2 separate regions of the Homo sapiens genome follow, and region 2 is linked to region 1. A link is a contact called in ENCODE Hi-C data. All regions are on one chromosome and are shown on one strand. Each heading gives the region's core, a stretch centred on a gene start or an enhancer-like site at or near the end of the contact. The rest is flanking DNA. Distances are from core to core; before and after follow the strand shown. Region 1 holds the start of ALOX15 (arachidonate 15-lipoxygenase). Region 2 holds the start of MED31 (mediator complex subunit 31).

The links. Hi-C counts contacts between places; a loop is a spot of excess contacts on that map. Pooled maps may share reads with other maps.
Region 2: a map of CD4-positive, alpha-beta memory T cell shows a loop between it and region 1 (21-fold over the local background). The contact joins the promoter of MED31 here to the promoter of ALOX15 in region 1. A Hi-C loop is called at or near these places in 4 of 168 maps with a recorded cell type or tissue (CD4-positive, alpha-beta memory T cell, GM11168, GM18951 and 1 more), 3 of 37 single-sample maps with no recorded cell type and 7 of 50 pooled maps.

Annotation. Positions count from the first base shown.
Region 1 is chr17:4,638,521-4,645,980 of GRCh38, reverse strand. It overlaps ALOX15 (arachidonate 15-lipoxygenase), which reads left to right and starts at 4,303. Exons shown (of 14, transcript NM_001140.5): 1 at 4,303-4,464; 2 at 6,350-6,551; 3 at 6,849-6,930; 4 at 7,009-7,131; 5 at 7,297-7,400. The coding sequence starts at 4,330. LOC105371499 (a long non-coding RNA gene) reads right to left here and starts at 972. Exons shown (of 3, transcript XR_001752768.2): 1 at 1-972. RefSeq lists an enhancer at 6,860-7,460.
Region 2 is chr17:6,646,230-6,652,916 of GRCh38, reverse strand. MED31 (mediator complex subunit 31) reads left to right here and starts at 1,312. Exons shown (of 4, transcript NM_016060.3): 1 at 1,312-1,416; 2 at 2,484-2,561; 3 at 2,839-2,935. The coding sequence starts at 1,389. It overlaps C17orf100 (chromosome 17 open reading frame 100), which reads right to left and starts at 1,155. Exons shown (of 1, transcript NM_001105520.2): 1 at 1-1,155. The coding sequence starts at 1,003. The coding sequence ends at 647. RefSeq lists silencers at 788-837, 1,138-1,217 and enhancers at 1,468-1,597, 1,668-1,747, 1,838-1,897.

The DNA of each region.
Region 1 (7,460 bases), core at 3,054-5,553:
CAGTTGGTTCTAGTTCAAGAGTCTTATGAGGTTTCAGTCAAGAGATTGGCTGTAGTCATCTGAAGTCTTAACCGGGGCAGGAGGATCTGTTTCCAAGATGGCTGCCCCACGTGGTTGGTAGTTGGAGGGTTCAGTTCCTCACTGGCTCGTAGCAGGAGGGCTCAGTTCCTTGCCACGTGGACCTCTCCATAGAGTTTCTTGAGTGACCTCATGACATAGTAGTTAATTTCTCTCAGAGAAAGCAGAACAAGAAAGAGGGAGAGTGGGGAGGGAGGAGACGGAAAGCCCTAATGTCTTTTAGGACCTAGCTTTGGAAGTCACACACATCATTTCATACTGCATTGGCTTTGCAGACCAACCCAGACACAATGTAGGAGACTATGGAAAGGCATGCATATCAGGAGGTCGGAATCACTGGGGGATGTTTTAAAGAATGGCCACCACGAGCATGCCCTCTGAATTCTGGTGATTTACATTCCTTCCACATGCAAAATACACTCGCTCCCTCTCAAGCTACCCCAAAGTCGAATCCCATTATAGCATCAGCTCAAAGTCTAGAATTTCATCATCTAAATCAGGTCCATGTATAGATGAGATTTCTCAACTGTATTACCTTAAGTATACTTCCAGAATACAATTCCTCCTCTTCTTTTTTTTTTTCTTTTTTAAAGAAGTTTCACTCTGTTGCCCAGGCTGGAGTGCAGTGGCACGATCTCAGGTCACTGCAATCTCTGCCTCTGGGGTTCAAGCGATTCTCCTGCCTCAGCCTCCTGAGTAGCTGGGATTACAGGTGTCCACCACCATGCCTGGCTACTTTTTGTATTTTTAGTAGAGATGAGGTTTCACCATGTTGGTCAGGCTGGTCTTGAACTCCTGAACTCAGCTGATTCTCCCACCTCGACCTCCCAAAGTGCTGGGATTACAGGCATGAGCCACCGTGCCTGGGCTCCTCTTCTTCTGAAGACCTGTAAACTAAAGAGAAAGTCATCTGACCCCACCCCCAACATACAATGTTGGAACAGGCATAGGCTAACCACCATAGATATCCCTATCCAAGACGGGAAGAAATGGCCTGGGTCTTTCCTCTCCCATCACAACTGCATCATAATCTAACCTCACTCAGTCTACCCACAAGTTACTGTGAATTACTTTTGGAAGCCTTCCCAACTCTTCAATCACACTTTTAATCTGCAAGAAAATTACTGGGTTTGTGCCATTTCTATGGAAGATGAATTTTACCCACCACATTTTGATTTTTCTGAATTTCACTTATAAAAAAAACCTTTTGGTTGGGCACGGTGGCTCACACCTGTAATCCCAGCACTTTGGGAGGCTGAGGCAGGCTGATCACATGAGGCCAGGAGTTCGAGACTAGCCTGGCCAACATAGCGAAAACCCATCTCTACTAAAAATACAAAAAATTAGCCGGGCATGGTGGCAGGCGACTGTAATTCCAGCTACTCGAGAGACTAAGGCAGGAGAATTGCTTGAGCCCGGGAGGCAGAGGTTTTAGTGAGCCAAGATCGCGCCACTGCACTCCAGCCTGGGCGACAAGAGCAAAACTCCTTCTCAAAAAAAGAAAAAAAAAAAAAGCTCAACTTTACTCATAATAAGGGTAATGCAAATTAAAATTAAAACTAGGGTACCATTTTTCACCTATCCGATTGGCTAAGGTAAGGTTATGAACACACCATTGGCAAGAGTGAGGAAGAATGGGCATTCTCATACACAGTCCACTGGTGGGAGTCTAAATCAGTACAACTTTCTACAGAGGGCAATTGAGCAGTTTCTGCCTAAATTCGATATGCTTTTGGTCCAGAAATTCTATCTCCAGGGTTTTGTTCTACAGAGATACTTTCATACGAGAAATGCTGTATATGCGAGGTTTATTTCTTTCAGCACTTTTTCATAGCTACAAAAGATTACTAATAACCTGTGTCCACTACAAGAGACTAGTAGAATTTATGGCGTTACAGCAAATGGCAGCCTTAGCAAAGAACAAGGAAGCTCTTTATGCATGGATATGGAATGACCTCCTGTTGCACTATGGAAAAACGAGATGCAGAATAAGGCATGCTACAATGTGCAGAAAAAGACAAAGATAGGCGTGTATTTGCTCAGTAATATTAGTGCACAGAAGAGACTGGTAACTGTGATTGCTGGGAGTGGAGCAACTGGGTGGCTTGGGGCCAAGAGGAGGGAGAAACTAGTGAATATCACTTTGTACCTTTTGAATTTTGAATCACATGAATGTACTTCCCAGTAAACAATTAAGCAGGGCCGGACATGATGGCTCATGGCTGTAATCCCAGCACTTGGGGAGGCCGAGGCAGGTGGATCACTTGAGGTCAGGAGTTCAAGACCAGCCTGGCCAACATGGTGAAACCCCATCTCGACTGAAAATACAAAAAGTAGCCGGGCATGTTGGTGGGTGCCTGTAATCCCAGCTACTCTGGAGGCTGAGGCAGGAGAATCGCTTGAACCCGGCAGGTGGAGGTTGCAGTGAGCCGAGATCACACCACTGTACTCTAGCCCGGGCAACAGAGCAAGACTCCATCTCATTAAAAAAAAAAACACCAAAAACAAAAAACAAGCAAACCAGAAAATATGCATCACAGACATATTTTCGTGGACTTCATTTGTGTTACCAGGCTGATTGTAATCCATGCCATGAAGTTTATGTTAGTATTCCCCTTTTGTTTACATTGCCTGATAATTTGTTTCCCTTTGTCTCCCCCAAGGGAAGCATTCATTTATAATGAATTTTTCAGCTCAGTGTGTTTCAGCAAACACTTATTGACACCCACAAACCCTGACACTGTGCCGTCTCCAGGGGAAACAAAAGTGAGAGTCCTGCTGGGTGTGTAGTCCCTGCCTAGGACGGGCTCACATTAGTGGGGGATACACACATACAAATGCTCACACTGCAGTATTAACTGTGCAACAGTAGAAGTGTGCGCAAGGAGAAAAGTGTTAGAAAGGAAAGCTGGGCCGGGCGCCGTGGCTCACACCTGTAATTCCAGCACTTTGGGAGACTGAGGTGGGTGGATCACAAGGTCAGGAGTTCAAGACCAGCGTGGCCAACATGGAGAAACCCCGTCTCTACTAAAAATACAAAAATTATCCAGGCATGGTGGCAGGCGCCTGTAATCCCAGCTACTCGGAAGGCTGAGGCAGAGAATTGCTTGAGCCCGGGAGGCAGAGGTTGCCGTGAGCCGAGATCGTGCCATTGCACTCCACCCTGCATTCCAGGGTGACAGAGTGAGACTCTATATCTCAAAAAAAAAAAAAAAAGGAAAGCTAATTCACTCTGGTGGGGTGGTGGGGGGTGAAAGTACCGGGTAAGACTTTCCTGAGAAACCGGAGGTGAACTAGGGTTTAGAAGCATGAATAGATGAATAGACTAATCCAGGAGCAAGTTCTTTTGAGAGAACAGCAGGTGGGGTTCTGGGGAACACATGGCTCCAGCCCAAAAAGAAACTGGAGACGAATTAGGGTTTAGAAGCATGACCAGACTAACCCAGAAGTGAGTTCTTTGAGAGAACAGCAGGGGCGGCGGGGGGAGGGGGGGTTCCGGGGAACACATGGCTCCAGCACAGGAGATGCCAGGGTGCAGTGGGATGAGAGGTGAGGAGAGCAGGTCAGGTTAGCAAGGGCATTGAATGCCAGAAACATTTGGACTTTTATTCTGCAGGCAACAGGGAGGCAGCGGCTTTTATGCTCAAAAGGAATGAGTCCCAGTGGCTGGCACAGAGAAGGCAAGTGTGCAAAGCTGGTCGAATGAATTCCGTGGCCTGAATGTACCTTCCTCAAATGCCACTGCAAACTGGGTCTCCTCGCCCACTTCACCCTCTCCTGCAATCCAACTTGTGAGGCTTGTGTGTGCGCGCGCGTGTCCTTGCGTGTGTGTGTGTGTGCACGCGTGCGTTTAGATGGAGGTTGGCTTCCCAGCCACCCAGGCTTGGCCCAAAGTCCGTGGTACACACGTGCATAACTCCTACCCCCACCTCGCCTGCCTGCTGTACCAGGCGTTGATTCCCTCTTCCTGCGTGTTTTCGGTCCAAATCCTTTTCTTTTTCTCCCTCCCGTCAAGATAGTGGTTTCCACTCCCTGCTCTCGCCAGGACACCGCCTTTTGGACTGGGGCTGAATTCTGCCCCTTGAAGCTCTGCTCCTTGGAGCTGGGGGCCCCAGCGGTAGGCGGAGTTGATTGGAGACCTGCCACCCACATTCCGACCCCAAGCGACCTCCGAGAGGGCGGGGTCTCAGGCTGGGTTATTTAGCTCGTCCACCCTTCTCCACCAGAAGGAGCGAAACATCTTTGAGCAAGATGGGTCTCTACCGCATCCGCGTGTCCACTGGGGCCTCGCTCTATGCCGGTTCCAACAACCAGGTGCAGCTGTGGCTGGTCGGCCAGCACGGGGAGGCGGCGCTCGGGAAGCGACTGTGGCCCGCACGGGGCAAGGTGAGCTCCCCAGAGCCGGGCGGGGTGGGCTGCGCCCCTGGCTCCGAGTCAGTCAAATACCGGGGAGGACATGCGCCCCCGTTGGCCTCTGGCCGATTCTCTTTGCCAAGGGCCCGCGCATTGGGCTCAAAGCGCGCGGAGGCCACGGGGGTGGGGGGCTTTAGGGCAGTCGGTGGCACACAGTAAGCGCTCAATAAATGTTGCCGCTACCCGATCTCCTTGGAATTGAGGGCATGCTCCTGTGCGCCCCTCATTGCACAAAGCTCCCTTGTCTGGAAACTCAGCAGTCACTGGAGCCGCCGTCGGTCCTCTCGCTTTCTCTATTTTAAAAACCGTTTCAACCGCTAGCGCTGTTGGATCTCTACCTTTCAGGCTTTATCACCTGGGGTGGAGTGGGTGGTGAGAGGGAAGGGATGGGGAGTCAAGACAGGAGAACGCTCTCGATTTCCCGACCCACCTCCCGTCATATCTCATGTCACATCTACCGGGTGTTCTACCCGGTCCTGTTAACTTTTTTTCTTCCGCGAAAGCCCAAATTCCCATCACTGCTCTAGCTCTCTCCCAGATCCCCAAATCCGGATGTCTGTCTCAGGGAACGTCAAAGCAACATGCCCGGATGAGGTCCTCCCCTCTCCCCACCTCCCAGCCCTCTCCTCCTGCCTCCCCCGGTGTCACCCGCGCCTCCTTCCTCTCTTCACCTCCCTCTAAACAAGAATCCGGCGCAGTCAGTTCTAGACCCTGAGCATCTCCCGCGTCCCTGCCCAATATCCGTCCCGCCCCCGACCGCCCGCGTCCTCTTGAACCTGCGGAGCCCTGCTCCCCGCACTCCACGCCCTTGCTCCGAGCTTCCGAGAAAGCGGGGCAAAGGGAGCCAGGAAGAGAGAAAATGCGCACGGAGCAGGTGGCCCCGCGACTCCATGGTGAGGGGACGGGGCACGGAAGGTGGAAAGGCGCGCTCCCTCCTCCCTTTTTTCCTCCCTATGGTGGGCAGTTGGTGACACACAGTAAAGGCTCAATAAATGTTCCCGCTACTCGATCTCCTTGGAATTAAGGGGATGCTCCTGAGCGCCCCTCATTCCACACAGCTCTGGTGCCTGGAAACTGCGGTCGCCGGAGCGGTCGTCGGTCCTCCCGGTTTCTCTATTTTAAAAGCCATTTCAAACCTCCAGCGGCCTCGCCACCTCTGCTGCAGACCTTCCAAGCCCTTCTGAAGCCGGAATGATTTCTCCCTAATTCACTCCCCCTGCTTAACACATTCGAACGGCTCCCGCTTGTTCTCGGGACCAAATCCAAAGCCCCTGGCGCCACCTTCGAGAGCCTCCGGACCTGCTGACCCCCCACACCTGGGCTCTGAGCTCCAGCTCCAAGATGCTGCTCGCCCTCCCTTCCCCGCCGCTCTCTTTCTGCGCGCCTTTCCCCTGCCTTCCCTTTCTGTCACTCTCCCTGGCTGAGCCCTCTCCGCCTCCAGGTCTCCGGGAAGGTTGTCCCCAGGCCGGTGGGGCCCCTGCAGGTCCTCAGCCTCGGGCGGGGTGGGGTGGGGGGTCGCACAGCGGGAATTGCCACCAGCGCGTCCGGGCTCCACAGCGCGCTCGTCCAGGGCGCGGCAGCGCTCAGCCCAGCGCTTGGCACAGTCAGTGACCACAGGGAGGAGAAAGTGAAGGCAGGAGCGCACCTTCCCACCTGCCGTCCCCGTCCCCTCAGAACCGAGTCCTGGGGCCACCTGCTCGGCGCGGTCCCTCTCTCTCTGGCTCAGTCCCCGCACCCCGATACGTCTCCTCCTCTCAGAGGCTCCGAGGAAGGGCGTGGGCGCTGGAGGGAGCAGGGCTCAGCCGGGTGCCCCTCCCGCCAGGCCCCACCGGGGCTGAGCCTCTTCTGTCGCCCGCAGGAGACAGAACTCAAGGTGGAAGTACCGGAGTATCTGGGGCCGCTGCTGTTTGTGAAACTGCGCAAACGGCACCTCCTTAAGGACGACGCCTGGTTCTGCAACTGGATCTCTGTGCAGGGCCCCGGAGCCGGGGACGAGGTCAGGTTCCCTTGTTACCGCTGGGTGGAGGGCAACGGCGTCCTGAGCCTGCCTGAAGGCACCGGTAAGCGCGGGGCTGAGGGTGTCAGGAGGCCTCTGGGCTGTGTGAGAAGCTGGGGGGATGCGCGTGTGGAGAAGAGGGCGCAGGATGGGGGTGCTGGAACCTGGAGCGCCGGGGTCTTTGGGGGTGTCGAAGGGGCGGTGGCTGCAGCTGGCACAAAGTGGCTGGAGCCTGGGGGAGGGGCGTGATGCTGAAGGGGCAGAGGCCACACAGAAGGACGGGGTGCTGAGGCTCTCCTGGCAGAGACAAGAAGAGGCGCTCACCAAAAGTCACTGGCCAAGTCCTCCTCTGTCCTTCTAGGCCGCACTGTGGGCGAGGACCCTCAGGGCCTGTTCCAGAAACACCGGGAAGAAGAGCTGGAAGAGAGAAGGAAGTTGTACCGGTGAGCCCTCCTCCCCTGACCCCACGTGAGCTGCTGATGCTTCCAGCACCCATACTTGATTTCCTTCCTGCCCCACAGGTGGGGAAACTGGAAGGACGGGTTAATTCTGAATATGGCTGGGGCCAAACTATATGACCTCCCTGTGGATGAGCGATTTCTGGAAGACAAGAGAGTTGACTTTGAGGTTTCGCTGGCCAAGGGGTGAGAGCAAGGGGAGGCTGGGTGAGAGGGAGGTGTCCTGGTCTAGTGGAAGCCAAGGGGCTTATGGGCTGCACTGCATTGGACTGGCCCAGGATCGGTGCCTGTGGTCGTCATGTTAGAGCCTCAGAATGATGCTCAAACCCTTTGCCCCATCCTGCCCTGAAGGCTGGCCGACCTCGCTATCAAAGACTCTCTAAATGTTCTGACTTGCTGGAAGGATCTAGATGACTTCAACCGGATTTTCTGGTGTGGTCAGAGCAAGCTGGCTGGTCAGTCCCCCACCCCAGTATGTCTCCCAACCCCCCAGATCCCACCCAGATCCCACCCAA
Region 2 (6,687 bases), core at 63-2,562, 2.0 Mb before region 1:
CAAACCTCAGGCCAGGTTTCAGTGACCTCCTCTCACTTTCTAAGATTATTTTTGCTTGCTGGTGGGTTTACTGTCATTTTTAACCACATCTAACCTACCTTAAAAAAGTGTATGGATGGGGGTGCCAGGTACAAAGACTTAGCATAAAGAAAACGACCATTTACTTTGAAACATAAACAAAGGCCAATTAATAATTTATGAGTCTGTTCCTTGTCCCTCGAGTTTTTAGCAGGCATGGAATCATTCCACAGGTCATTATTTCAGTTTGGTCTCTGTTCCTAAGGGGTGAAGGTTTTCTGAGGGCTGTGGATCCCAAACTCACCTGGCTCAGAGGCTCAAACAGCCTCTCTTTGTCCATCAACCCGATTTAGACAGCATCCTGGGCCTGAAAACCTTCTGTGCTGGCTTCAAGTGAAAATAGTTCACTGGGTCAAAAGTAGGCTGGTCCAAGACGCAGGACGGTCAGTAAACGTTGGCTGTGTTCAGAAACTGCGGCTTGGCTGTTTCTTACATTGATTTATGGTTTGTTTCCATGAAACCGAAAATGATTGGTCCACCTGGCAGCTGGCTGGCTGGCTGGCAACTGGAGGCCTTTCTGTCCTGGCTGAGGGCCCTGGCCCCTTGGTGGCCTTTGGGAAGCAGCATCTCATCGGGCCGTTTTTTCGTTCTGGCGGGCGGCCGGCTTGGCCCGCGGGGTCGGGCTCTCCGCGCAGTGCAGAGACGTCTCCACCCTCAGGGACGAGGCTCTGACGTGGCGGGAGGTCGTTTCCGTGCGCTGCGAGGAGGATTCCACGTGCCGGGAGGACGCCTCGAGGATGCGAGGGAGCCGCTTCCCCGAGGGGGAGAGGGAGGGCCCCTCGCTGCGGCGCTGGGAGGTCTCCACCCGCCGGGACGACGTCTCCACGCGGTGGGACGAGGTCTCCACGCGGACCGTGGACGTCTCTGTGTAGCGGGTGGTCCCCACCCGGGGCGAAGACTGCTTGGCCCCTCGGGCTGAGGCCATTCTGCCGGCGTGAGGGGGCCAGGGAGGCCTCGGGGCACCCTACAGCCCAATGGTCACCGCAGGCAGAAGAGAGGAAAACTACGGTACTGCCATAGCCGGGAGCGCCACAACACGATGACGTGGAAGCACCATGGTCCTTCGAAGGCTAAAACACTGGACTCCTGCCCCTCAGGCGCTCCCACGGCCCGGGCCCCGCCCCCTCGCTATTTTGGAGCCAGCGCGGGTGGAGCCATCCCAGGGCTGGTCGGGGATGGGCGGAGCCGCCCCGCCCCATATCCCACAGTGCCCCGGGACCGGAAGAGGGAGCCGTGGTTTCCGGAACTTCGCCCGCGTCTCTGGGCTTTTGCTCTGTCAGGCTGGTGGCGTTTTGGTGTCTTCGTTTGTTATGGCCGCTGCTGTCGCTATGGAGACAGGTGAGTAGCTCTCTGATCTTGGAGTCTTCGCAGATGGAACTCTCCTTGACCCAGACCTCTTCCCCGTGGCCTCCTTCCAGGCCTTACTCTTGGCAGGGTTAATATTTGGACAGAGAGGAGAGAAGGCTCTTGTAGCGTCTAGAAAGACTAAGGTACTCTTTGCAGTTTTCCTGATTTGGTTTGTTCGCACATCTTTGCTATTCAGACACCACCCCACCAGCTCCCTGGCGTGGGTGAGACTAAGGGAGAGGACTTGTGTGTTAAACCGTGTCCTCCTTGATTGGTTTTCTGCTTCTCACATGAGCTTGCCTAAGTTTGAAATATCGTCGCCAGACTTGTGTATCATTCTGCTACTGGTGCTTCTTTTTTTTTTTTTTTTTGAGACAGCGTCTGGCTCTGTCGCCCAGGCTGGGGTGCAGTGGCGCGATCTCGGCTCACTGCAAGCTCCGCCTCCTGGGTTCACGCCATTCTCCTGCCTCAGCCTCTCAAGTAGCTGGGACTACAGGAGCCCGCCACCGCTCCCGGCTAATTTTTTTTGTATTTTTAGTAGAGACGGGGTTTCACTGTGTTAGCCAGGATGGTCTCGATCTCCTGACCCTGGTGCTTCTTATATGCATGCGCTGCATGATCTTTTAGGCTCTCCGCAGTCTCTTGCATCCTAAGTTTTTCTTTACTGATTCAGCCCCTAGCGTTTGCGAAACTTAATCACTGTTAACAGTTGTTACAACGCATTATTAAAATAGGGGAAGCCACAGTTATTACAGCCTACCTTAGTGATCACTGTTAAAATTCCTACATAGTGGCCCACGAGTGGTAGGAATTCTCCGTTTGTGTTGCTGTTTTCTTTGATGATTTCTCTTTAACTTTAGAGAAACTTCTAACTTACTCCTTTTAATCAGGGCTCCGCTTTTCTTAGATTTCGAAGGAAGGTTTATCTCCTCCCACTCCTAGTTTAGGAAGACCATCTCAACATTAGTCAGGTTTCTTTATTGCTCTTTCCTTACTACAAATCAGTATTATATACAGTGACCTTTGTTTTCCATGATTTTTGCTGTCTTGTCTCCTAGATGATGCTGGAAATCGACTTCGGTTTCAGTTGGAGTTGGAATTTGTGCAATGTTTAGCCAACCCAAATTACCTTAATTGTAAGTTGTTAAGCACCTCATTAAATTGAGTAGCTATTAATGATTTCTGACAGAAGAGTTGCAGTTCAAAATAGTATCTACTTTTACACATTCTCAGTTGAATGACATTACACTTATGCTGGTATATAGATATAATTGCGTACTGGGACTTGTGTTTTGAATCCAATGTGTGTTGGTGGTGGGGGTGTTATGTAAATAGATCCTTTATATTAGGGGTAACAAATCACAGTTTAAGGATTGGTTTGACCTACAGATTTTTTTTTTTAATGCTTTTCAGTTCTTGCCCAAAGAGGTTACTTCAAAGACAAAGCTTTTGTTAATTATCTTAAATACTTGCTTTACTGGAAAGACCCAGAATATGCCAAGTATCTAAAGTAAGTTTAATTTTTATAATCCTAAGCATGTGTATACTTTATTATATAATAGATTTCTTAGTTTCACATTGGCAAAAATGTATTTGGAATCTCTCCACTTCTTTTTGTTATCACCGTCTTAATACAAGACACCCTCATCTCTAACTTGTAACACTGCAGTAATCTACTCCCTGGTTATCTGTGCTTCCACTTTTACCTTCCTGCCCCCATCTCCACCCCAACCCAAACCAAGCAAAACAGCTTTCTACACAGAAACCAGCTTAATCTTTTAAAAATATAAATCAGAACACTTTACTTTCTTGCTTAGAACCTTTCAATGGCTTTCCATTCCATGCAGAATAAAATCCAGTCTTTTTTCTTGGACTAAAGCCTTATACGATCTGGCCCTGCCTTTTCTGACCTTGTCTTTTACCACCCTTCCCATCTCACCAGGTTTCTGGTCCCTAAGAACTCACAATCTGTAAATGTAGTAGCATAAGCCATGGGCTGAAATTAAAAGAGGGTATCTGTAAGGAAGGTGTTTCTGGGGTTATTTGAAGGAGGTGATCTTACCTGAGTCTTAGAGTTGCTGTCTTTTATTTAAGGCCTCTTATTTGCCAGGAACAGTGCTAAATGCTTCATATGCATTAACTCATTTATATATATATATTTACCATTCAGGTCGTTCAGCAGACACTTTCATGTTAAGGCTTACTAAGTTGCAAGAAACATATTATAACCACAAAGCAATTCCCTTTTAATGGTTAAAAAAAAAAAACAAAAAAAACAAAAAAAACCAACCCACCTTGAACTCACACCCCTGCTTTGTCTTAAGCAGGTAGAAAGCAATAATGAACCTTTAAAAAAAAAAAAAAGTTTGAGAGGAAAATGTTTCAAACTTCTCTCAAAGTCACTTTTCTGTGTCCAATAACAATTGACTCACGAAGCACATACGTCTTATGTTGCCTGCAGGACCGTTTGCACCTTTTCTGGCTTTTTATCCATTTAATAATCCAAAGAACAGACTTTTAAGAAAAGTAGACTTCAACGAATATTGTATGTATGTAGATTTACAGACTCAGTGTTGGAAGCCTTAGCCACCAACAAGTTTAATCTTACCCACAACGTTGCCGAGAGATGGTCATCTACACTCTGGAGGTTTCCATTGAGCCCGTGTTACTCTGTCAGGGACAGCTGATTCGATTGTTAGCCAGATATTAGAAAGTTCTTCCTTATATTGTGATATAATGTACCTCCTTGTAGCCCCAGTCTGTTTGTCCCTGGATGAAGCTAGAACCATTCTATACCCTCTTGAGGACAACAGCCTTCCAGATATTTACATTCAAGAGAGACTGCAAATTAGCCCCTTTTGGGTGTTTTATTCAGTCTGCAGAAGATTTTAGTTTTTTTAATACTTGCCAACATTTAAAGATCAGAAAGTTGTATATAACAAATGCAGATTTCCAGCTACTCTTTCAAATCTGGAAGATCTAGTAACCATAGATCTTAATTCTCCCAAGTCAACAACTGGGCTGAAGCTGAGAGCAGCTGTCACTACTAGCTGCTTTCCACCTGGTGGAAGAGACACTTTCTACCACTTGGCCTGCTTCATTGATAGCCAGTAGGTGCCACTATAACATCTCTCTTCCATCTATTTTTCTCAACTACCCTCTGCCATTGTGCCATGGTGTCCAGAGTTCTCATGAGTTGAGGTTCCCTCCTTTGGATATTTGGCAGTTGTACTTTATGCAGTTCAGCCAAGAACTAAACACAGGCCTTCAGGTGTGGTCAGAGTACAGTGGGCCAGAGGTCCTTTCTTTTCTTCATGTGGTCATACACCTCTGTTAATTCAACTTAAGTTTATATTACTTTTGGGGGTGGGAGTGGGGAAGAGGATCACATTGTTGACTTGCTGGAAGCATTATGTCAACTAAAATCCTTCAGTTCTTATTTTCATCATGCTGTTGGGTTCTCCCTATGTTGTTTCTTTTTAAAAACACCAAATGCAGAACTTCCCTTTTATACTGCTTCTATTTCATCTTGTTGACTTGTAGCCTATCAGAGTATGATTCTTTATTGTCATCTAAGGTATTCTGATATAATCACTGCATGTCTAAATTCTAGTTATTGACTAAATGCTACTTGAGACCATTCTCTTGGTTGTCACATTATTTTACAGTTGAAGAAACTGAACCTTAGAGAGGTTAAGTACCTTGTTAAAGGCCACCTGGCTGGAACATAACATCCTGGTCATTTTAACTACTAATGCTGTCATGAAAGGGAGTTAGCCAGGGCAGGTGTGAATAGAGCATTCTAGCATAAGCAGCCAACAATTAGAGCAACTGTGTATTTTTAGTGTGTGGATAGCAAATCTTTGCTGTCTTGGAAGTTACTATCTTAGAAGCATGGTATTAAGCCCTCTATTCAATGTGGTGTTCACATCAGTAGCATTGGTTTCATTTGGGAGCTTTTTAGAAATGCAGAGCTCAGGCCCCACTCCAGGCCTAAGGATTCAATCTGCATTTTAAGAAGTGACCCATATACACATTAAAGTTTTAGAAGCATTGCTGTAGTATCCTATTTTCCACACTTTAGTCATTTGCATATCACTTGTGCAACTTTGGCTTTATCTGCATACTTCCTGAAGGGGGCCTGCCCCTCCACACCTGTGGGTATTTCTCGTCAGGTGGAGATGAAAGAATGAGAAAAGAAATAAGACACAAAGTATAGAGAAAGAACAGTGGGCCCAGGGGACCGGCACACTCAGCATGCGAGGACCCGCACCAGTGCCGGTCTCTGAGTTCCTTCAGTATTTATTGATCATTATTTTTACTGTCTTGGCGAGGCGAGTGTAGCAGGGCAACAGGTGGCGAGAAGGTCAGCAGGGAAACGTGAGCAAAGGAATCTGTATCATGAATAAGTTCAAGGAAAGGTACTGTGCCTGGATGTGCACATAGGCTAGATTTATGTTTCACTTTACACAAATATCTAACTAGCAGAGAGCAACAAAGCAGTATTGCTGCCAGCATATCTCGCCTCCAGCCACAGGGCGGTTTTCTCCTATCTCAGAATAGAACGAATGGGAATGGTCGACTTTACACTAAGACATTCCATTCCCAGGGACGAGCAGGAGACAGAAGCCTTCATCTTATCTCAACTGCAAAGAGGCCTCCCTCTTTCACTACTCCTCCTCAGCACAGACCCTTTACAGGTGTCGGGCTGGGGGATGTAAGGTCTTTCCTTTCCCACGAGGCCATATCTCAGGCTGTCTCAGTTGGGGGAAACCTGGACAATACCCAGGCTTTTCTGGGCAGGGGTCCCTGCGGCCTTCCGCAGTGCATTGTGTCTCTGGTTAATCGAGAATGGAGAATGGCGATGGCTTTTACCAAGCATACTGCCTGCAAACATATTGTTAACAAGGCACATCCTGCACAGCCCTAAATCCATTAAACCTTGATTCAATATAGCACATGTTTCTGGGGGCACAGAGTTGGGGCTAAATTTACAGATTAACAGCATCTCAAAGCAGAACAATTTTTCTTAGTACAGATCAAAATGGAGTTTCTTATGTCTTCCTTTTCTACGTAGACACAGGAACAATCTGATCTCTTTTCCCCACACTTCCTATATGTTAATGTATTTTAATTGTCTGTTAGCTTTTATGTCTTTTCAACTTGAAATAATTTCACTTACAAAATAGCTGGAAAAATAGTAAAGATAATTCCTGTATTTTGTTCACCCACGTATTCCAAATGTGTAACACTACAATCAGC